Regions from separate parts of the Homo sapiens genome. Here region 2 is linked to region 1. A link is a loop called in an ENCODE intact Hi-C map of the cell type or tissue named here. Cell type or tissue: PC-3. All regions are shown on one strand. Each heading gives the region's core, and the rest is flanking DNA. Links, peaks and the distances in the headings are about the cores only.

Region 1 (4,403 bases), core at 116-4,115:
TTTTCTGACATAAGAGATGAGAATATGGGGAATGAGAAAGAGAAAACTTATGATCCACCCTTAGGTTTGGGGCTGAGCAACTGGATGGATGATTGCAATTTTTACTTACATATGAAAAAGAATGTTGGGGGAGCAGACTCATGAGGGGTGCAGCGAAGTGGCGGTGGGGCAGAATCACAAATTCTGTTCAAGACCTTTTTATAAACAAAAGGGCCAGCAAATAACTAAGGGAGGTGTTGAGTAGGCAGAAACCATAATGCTTGTTTGGAAATTCAGATTGGTTCCAATGCAACTGGTATAATAAGAAATAATTTGAGCATAACAGAAATTCTCAAATGTCATGTTTGCTTATGTCTATTAGGAATATTAGATCAATGCGGAAAGCTACCCAGATGTACCAGGCCATGAAGGAACACACAAACGCACCCACGCATTCAACTTAAATTTCTCCCTCATGTCCTGAGCTCACCTTTCTACATCTGGGGTTAGGACATACCTTCCTGTATCAAATACGCCCTGCCACCACTTCATAACCCTCAGGACACCCACTTCCAAACAGAAACACGAGGGCTTTTTCAAAATAAACTGTCAGACTTATTGTAGTTATGTCTTCTCAGCCACTTAGCCCATGCAAAACTGTGCTGAAGTCCTCAATCATTTTCTAACTTTTTCACTTGTCACTGATGAATTTTTGAGCATTGGGTCTCGCCCCATTTTCCCTGTAAGTCCTGCGATTTTGACTGCCTGATTTTACTCAAAGTGATGATCTTATTTCAGAACTCACTGTAAAAGTTCCTGGTGCTGTAGTGAAAAGGCAGGGTGAGAGATGGGAATTTGGGAGTCTTGGATACCAGGGTTAGAGGACGTCATCTGTGGAGCACCTTCACGTATGATCACAGAGTGTGATTTCTCAGGAGCTGGCTTCCTCCTCTAGGAGCACTGGGTCCTGGTCCCCATCTCCACATCTCACCTTCTAGCACAGGGCCTGGCTGCTGGAGCTGCTTGGTGATTTCCTCAGCGAACTATTCCTGGAACAATATATGTCATTCTTCAAAATCCTAATCGCTGTGAATAAAATGGTGTTCGTTGCAACTTTGACTGAGTCTGAACCGAGTTGTACGCAGGCATTAAGTCCATTTTATTCTTAAAATATGTGTGCAAATGTTGGCTCCAGTTTTCGTTTGTTTGTTTTGGGTGTGCATGTTTTGTTTCATTTTGGAGGCTCTGTAAAGTTCTCCAGATTGTGTCCTGCTGACCCCCCCGAATAATGCAGCAGGTGTGGCCCACCCCATGGCCCTCTCAAGGGCCTTCATGACAGCTCATGCCTGAGCTGTGGCCCATGGCGTCCACGGACCCACAGGAAACTTACATATCTTTTTTACTCCAGTTGTCCCATTCCGGGCCCCATGGGCATCATACCCACATTCCCCCCAAGTCCCCAGAGCATTAGCCCCTATATCAGTGGGGGTTCAGCTGGTGTGGAGGGCACTGTGGCTTGGGCAGGAAAAGTGAGGCAGAAAAGATAGTGGCTTCTTTAGAATAATGTTCTCTTTCTCCCTCTGTAGCCATCTTTATAGATGGGAGGATAGGGGATTTGCTCAATTGGTTTTGTTAAAATCACTCCTTTTAGAAACATGTGAAATAAAATGGCTGGCACAGCAGTGAGAAAGTTTGAAATCCTAGAAGATGAAGCTTTAGGGCTTTTGTCATAGCTGTGGGCAGAACAAGCGCCCTACCCATTCATGTCAGAGCTGGTGAAGTGGGGCAGGGAGGGACGTGGGTAGGGCCTTTCCTTACCGCCCTTAAAAACCCCTCCATGTCCCTGCTAATCAGCTGCTTTGTCCCAGAAAGATTCTTTTCTTTGCGCTTTCCTTAAACATGCTACTTTCTCTGAGTTATGAAATGGGTAAATGCCAGTAAATAAATGCTACCTCTTTGTGTCTCATAATCCACTTCCTAAAACTGCCCACCATTGCTACCTCCAAGACCCTTCCCTGAACTGGCCCAGCAAACATTTTATGACTGGCTCTCAAGCAGACCCACTTGTGTCCAAAATCCTTAGCAAATGGGCCAAGCTGGCTGCCTTCCTGCTTTGGGTACGTAAAATTCAATGTGTGTAAATAATCACACTCCCAACCATTCACTTGGGGAAAGTTATTGTATTTCCCATGCTGTTGAAAACCCAGCGTGTCAAAGTCATGCTTCATAGCATCACCCCGGGCAGATATATCATCGTCTCACTCCAGTAAAACCTCTTTATGGGTGATAGATTTTATTTGTGGGTTTATGACAAATATCTGAAACATCAGGTATTCATGTTGTAATCACCTTTTACGGGCTTTAGTTTTCTCCCATGGTCAAAAAGAACACGCACACCGTTGCCTACGATTTAGAAAGGCTGAGACTTGGGTACTCATTCCCCTGCCTTGGGCAGGTTGCTCAATTTCCCCATGTTGCATCTTTATAAAACCTACCTTGCACAAAGGTGATGATAATTAATTGGGCATTAATTCTAGTGTTCTTTGAAGATTTAAAAGTGCTCTTTGTGGCTATCACTTCAACAGCTTTATGACTTTGGGTCTTTTTTCCTGGGTTTTACTGATTTTTTTTTTAATTAATACATTAACATTAACTCCTAAATGAGAATGTTCTTCTGGCATTTTTTCAGTTTTGAAGAGTAACTTTTCAGGTTTGGCAAAAGAAACTGACATAAAAACATGCCAGGATTTGCATTAGTGAGATTTACTATATTTCTTTGTTCTTAATGCTAGAGGGTGAGAAACCTGCCATGCACACAGACAGGCTTGAAATATATTCTGCAGATAGTTCGTTCTAAGAAATGCTGAGTGAATGGTACATGTGATTGGGACACCATTATACGCTGGCACAACCTGGGTTGTGGGGGAATTGGTTCGTTTCCATAGGGAGGAAGTGAGGACTGTCCTGGCAGCTACTGAAGGAGGAAACGGTCACTGAGGAGAGAGATGTTCATGCTGTGGACTGTCTTTCTGTACAGGGATGAGGTCAGGCATCTGAAGCCAAAAACCCAGAGACCCATGGGTCCTCCTTTGGACGTGTAGGCCAACGTGTAGGGCCCACCAGACACGGTCATAAATGCCTCTGGGTTTCTTGAAAGCAGACACTCTGGAAACAGGAACTGCATTTCTCTACCACACACTCAGCATTGGGATAAACGAGTCCCGCAGATAAGGCAGAGAGGTTTCTAGAAATTGTCAAAATGGCCCTGGAATCTAGTTCTATGTATGCACCTGCTGTGTAATCTTGAGCACATTTTATGAGTTGTCTCATCAGCTGCATCCTTATCAATTGAACAACAACAACAACAAAAACATGATCTCTTCTGAGAACGGAATGCATTGAAATTTCAAATTATGTATTATTAAGTAGGGGTAGGTATAAAGTTAATTTTTTTTAGTTGAACCATCTTATGGTGAAAAATGAATGCTTGTGCACTGTTGATGGGAGTCTAAATTCATCTAACCATTGTGGAAAACAGTATGGCGATGCTTCGAAGACCTACCATTTGAACCAGTATTCCCATTGCTAGGTATATACCCAAAGGCAAATAAATCATTCTACCATAAAGACACATGCACACATATGTTCACTGTAGCATTATTCACAGTATCAAAGACATAGAATCAACCTAAATGCCCATCAGTGATAGACTGGATAAAGAAAATGTGGTACATATACACCATGGAATATTATGCAGCCATAAATAAAAGAATGAGATCATGTCCTCTGCTGGAACATAGATGGAGCTGGAGGCTATTATTCTTAACAACCTAATGCAGAAACAGAAAATCAAATACTTCATGTCCTTGCTTATAAATGGGAGCTAAATGATGAGAACACATGGGGACAAAGAAGGGAACAACAGAAACTTGGGCCTATCAGAAGGTGGAAGGTGAGAGAAGGGATAGGATCAGAGAAAATAACTAATGGGTACTCAGCCTAAATACCTGGATGATAAAATAATCTGTACAACAAATCCCCATGACACAAGTTTATCTATATAACAAATCGGCACATGTACCCCTGAACTTAAAATAAAAGTTAAAAATAAAAAGTTGAACCATCTAACGTAAGAAGGTATATTTAAAAGGCATACACACTGCACGAAGGTAAGCTAAACATTAAATTAGATTTAGATGTGGCACAAAATACATTACCTTGGGAAAATAACTACACACTTGGATGCAACGCAGTGGCCTTTTCCCTCAGCACGTTCACCGTATCAGCTTACAAGCTTCCTGACTCCATTCCAGAAACAGCAAGCGTCCACCCAGCCAATGATGCTCTCCATTCTGAACCATACTGAATTAGATAATGTATATTACAACTATGACAAGCAAAAGAAGCAATGATGGCAAGGAACT
Region 2 (4,403 bases), core at 324-4,323, 130 kb after region 1:
CCCCAAGCAGAAATTCAAAAACACAATATAAACATTTGGTTCAAGTCTTGGCACTTTCTGCAGTAAGAACAATACCCCTCCCTCTCCCTGGTGGTAGCAGAACTGGGGAGCCCTGGGCTGAGCCCGTTCCCTCCCTCTCTGCCATACTGCCTGCTGGAAGACTGGAGGAACGTCTAAACTTAGCACATCGTGGTGTAGGCAAGATTATGCAAGCACAAGGAGATAGTCCAAGCAAATGTTCTGAAATGAATTCATATCTTCAAGATCAGAGTCTAGACTTATTTGCCCAGACGCTCAGCACTTCCCTGCTCTTGTTTTTGAAAATTGTGGTCCTTGGCACCCAGTTAGTTTGTCCTATCTTCATAGATTCTGGGAGGGGGCCAGACACCAGCGTGACTGTCTATGCACACTGCGTGCTGGACTGTCATGTGTGAGGGCGTGTTGTGGGTGTGCCTGCACATGCCTGCATGTGTGAGTGCTCCTTCTTCAGGAAGTATTTTTACCTCATTGCACATTCCCCTTCCTGCATAAAATGAACTCCTTCCATTTCTTAACCAAAATGATTCTTGCCCATCAATCAGGATTCTGTTTAAATGTCATTTTCTTAAAGGTCTTAAAGGGTATCCTCAGATCACTGGAACCCAAGTAGGAATTTGGATAAATTATCTCATGTCCCAGTTCTTTTCCTTAACACATTTTTGCCATAATATATACCCTTGAATTTTTAATTGTTTAATGCCTGTCTCTCACTAGTCTACCAAATTACTGAGGATGGAGACCCTATCTGTTTCTTTATTGTTGTATACTTAACATATAACAAAGTGCTTAACACCTAGAAGCCAGGTAATTAATAAACAGTCAGATAAATACATGAGCAACTGAATAATAAAGATAACTCCATATAGTTATATGTGGAAATATATATATATTATATATACACTGTTGTGATTATCGTTATTACTTTTGTCATCACTGTTCTAATTTGGGGTTCAGTTTTTATTAATTATTTATAAAATTTAGTAATTTCTAGATTTACCATAATATAAATTAATTATTACTATCTAATACAAAATTACTGTTTACCAGCAAATTCTCACAAATAATTATTATAGTAACAAGAAACTATTACTATAACTAAATTATTACAAATTATTATTATAGTCTATGAATCCAACAGGAAACAGCAGCTCTTATTTTGAATAGGTAAGGTTTCTAAGCTGGAGGGATCAGGTCTTCCTTATCCAGCTTAATTTCTAGTCCTTCCATGACATTTTTCCAGATAATATGCCGGGACACCCTTAGCATTCCATCAAGTTTTGGGTAAGAATATTTTCCATCTCTGGCCAGCTTGATTTGCCGAGCTGTGCTAGATGTCAGCAGCTGCACTGGACATTAGCTGAGGGTAAATAATGAACATGCATCAGCTTCCAACTCTGTGCCAGCCTGTGCCACATCTTTGGCCCTGGGTAAGGTTAGCCTAAGTGATGCCAGCCAAACACCCTCTGCAGGCTCCTTCCCATCTTCTTGGTTCCCCTTCTTCCCCGATGCACGCCCCCCACCCCCCAAAAAAGTCTGTCACTCCTGCTGCTCAGCCTAAGGCAAGCTATACACAATTGTTGATGCACGAAAGAAGATATGCTGGACACACAAAATGAAACAAACAGAAACTCAAGGCCATCGACGCTAAAGCAACCCTTCTGGCTGGTGTTTGGAGACCAACACAAACTTTCTGGAGCATATGTCAGCATTTAAGATGGGAAAAAAATGGAAATCAAAAGAGTCCCTTTCCCCTGTTCCTGTCTCGCCACTCCCAAACCGTCGTTACTCTGGTCCCTTCAGGTGAAATTTAGGGTTGGTGGAAGGAGGGTGGTGCCCTGGGCCAGGTGGTCAAGAGTAGCATCACAGCTAGTTAAACTCAGGGCAACAGGAAGGAGACTAGACATTAACGACTGAGGTGTAGCTTCCTCTTGGCGGACGTTCCACATTACCACTGACTTTGTGCATCCCTGCTCATCTAAGCTGTGGTTAGATGTCATCTAACTTGTGGTTCTCAACTTTGGCTACCCGTCAGTCACCTGGGGAGCTTTGAAAACTCCTGGAAGAAAAGACCCCGGAGGCACCTCAGGCCAATTGGATCAGAATCCCTTGGGCTTCCAGATGGCTCCGATGCACCATTACAGCTAAAATGCTTGAAAAGGGTCACAAGGCGTTCAGGTGTTAAATCAGACACAGAACAGAAGAAGCAACTGCTCTGTTTAAAAATAAGAGCCACCTATAATGAATGCTATTTTTAAGAGGTTTTATACAAGCAAAATAAAGCATACAGCCAACGCCACTTTCTTTCTTTTTTTTTTTTTTTTTAAACACAGAGTCTTGCTCTGTGGCCCAGCCTGGAGTACAGTGGCACGATCTTGGCTCACTGCAACTTCTGCTTCCTGGGTTCAAGAAATTCACCTGCCTCAGTCTCCTGAGTAACTGGGATTACAGGCATGAGCCACCACACCTGGCTAATTTTTGTGTTTTTAGTAGAGACAGGGCTTCACCATGTTGCCCAGGCTGGTCTTGAACTCCTGACCTTGAGTGATCTGCCCACCTCGGCCTCCCAAGGTGCTGGGATTATAGGCGTTAGCCACCACACCCAGCTTCTTTTACTCTTACAATAAATTTTGCTTTGTTAGAGTGAAAATAACATCAACTGTGTTACTCTGTATGAAAATGTTCTTTTTCCCTGTTTGGTTTTACAGCATCTCCATTCCTACAGCTATAATTTTATATGATGCCTTGCTGGTATTTGCAGAGCAAAAATATTATATATTATATGTAGTTCCTTCTGCCAAAAGGTATAGAAAGTTTTGTAAAACTATGGAAGAGGAAAGAGCATTAGGTTTATTTTTAACTCATAAAAATTTTATTTGCTTTTTTTTTTCCCCTTTACACGGGTTGCTGTTACTTTAAGAGTCTACTGGCATTTAACTGGCAATAAAAAGGGCAAAACAAACTGTTCCTTCCTTTAGATTGTGCAATTTTATTGCGCTGTTTTAGAGGGACCAAATATGCCTTTAAAAGAAATGCATGTTTAACCACCTTCTTTGTGTAAAGCAGTAGGTCTGTGAGTTGACAAACCCCAAGGGTAAGGTAGTGGTTCTGTGTGTGCCTGATGTTTTTCAGGGATACTTAGAAACAATCTGAAGCTGAGTGGCATGGATGGCACTGGCTCCGCATGCAACCAAATCAAAGACGACTGAGTTTAGCTTGAGCCCAATCATGTCTATACTCAAAGTAAACGCAAAGGCGTCTGGAAGACCACGGTGATATACTATGGCTCTAACCAGAGGAATCAGCATAGAATTATATGTTTACACTAAATTGGGAAGCCATTGACCAGAATAAACGTTTCACACTTAATCGATGACACATTTTTGATCATATAGGCAACGCTATCCAATACCAACAGTGGGTTCTATCTTGCCTTTGGTGATGCTGTGCTTTCTGTTTTCATAGCTTTCTACACATGTTCACATAGATCGAAAAAACGGCAGCGTAATGAGTCAATAGCAAAATGGTCACTGGCGTTTCAAAATATTACTCAGGCAGAAAATAATATGTGGATTTCATAGCAGTACGTATATTTAAAAATAAAAGTTGGAGAATTTGGAGGAAAAGAAGAATTTTTTTGAAAATATGTTTTGCCTCCAAGGGAAATAGAGCAATAACCTCCACTATCAGATAGCTTTTTATTTGTTTTTCCTCTTTCCTCATGGCTCTGTTATTTTCTGTGGTCATAGCAGCAATCAGAAATGAAAAGATTATTATTTGCTATGGGTGGGTGCAAAAGTAATTCAAGTCTTTTTTCTCTAATGTGGCTTTATTACCACTTTCATCAAAAATGTTATAATAACAGTATTTAATTTTGATGGACTATTTCCTGCACACTAGATACTTTGCTAAGTACATTATCCACACTGTTTTATTTAATACATTAGGAAGTATTTATCTTATTGTACCATTTTGCCATTATGAGTCATAGACAACTCAAGAAACATCCCGATGTCACACAGCTAGAAAGTGTGAAGCAAGCCCATTCTATTAAATATTCCCTAATAAAATGCTGAACTCTATTTTTCCTTGTTTTGCTAATATTTACTTTTGAAACTTTATTAGTAAGTGTATGTAAGCTTAGTTATATTTTCCTTGAGAAAATTGAAACATTTGTGTTATATAATGATCCTCTCTCTTTATCTTTAGTAGTGGTTTCTGCCTTTTAAGTCTCTTTTGCCTAATAATAAGAGCATTAAATCAGCTTTCCTTTGTTTGTCTGTGTGTACACGCATATGTGTACAATTGTGTGTATTTACATAACATTTATATATGTATATCAGTTTATAACAGTGATAGATATAGAT

The links. Hi-C counts contacts between places; a loop is a spot of excess contacts. Peaks named below come from ENCODE experiments on the same cell type or tissue, not always from the same donor. Only the 100,000 strongest peaks of a DNase experiment are listed, where the experiment ranks them.
Region 2: it touches region 1 in a loop (12-fold over the local background); 1 of 110 quality-filtered maps calls a loop at or near these places.

What each region holds. Positions count from the first base shown.
Region 1 is chr10:4,189,441-4,193,843 of GRCh38, reverse strand. No RefSeq gene overlaps it. Among named protein-coding and RNA genes, the nearest start is that of LINC00702, 52 kb to the left of the region's middle. In PC-3, for the core only: no CTCF peak of the experiment used is centred there; a DNase peak (open chromatin) is centred at 2,233; H3K27ac peaks cover 3,507 bases.
Region 2 is chr10:4,057,550-4,061,952 of GRCh38, reverse strand. The region is part of intron 4 of LOC107984195 (a long non-coding RNA gene); the gene reads right to left. Among named protein-coding and RNA genes, the nearest start is that of MIR6078, 69 kb to the right of the region's middle. In PC-3, for the core only: no CTCF peak of the experiment used is centred there; no DNase peak of the experiment used is centred there; H3K27ac peaks cover 949 bases.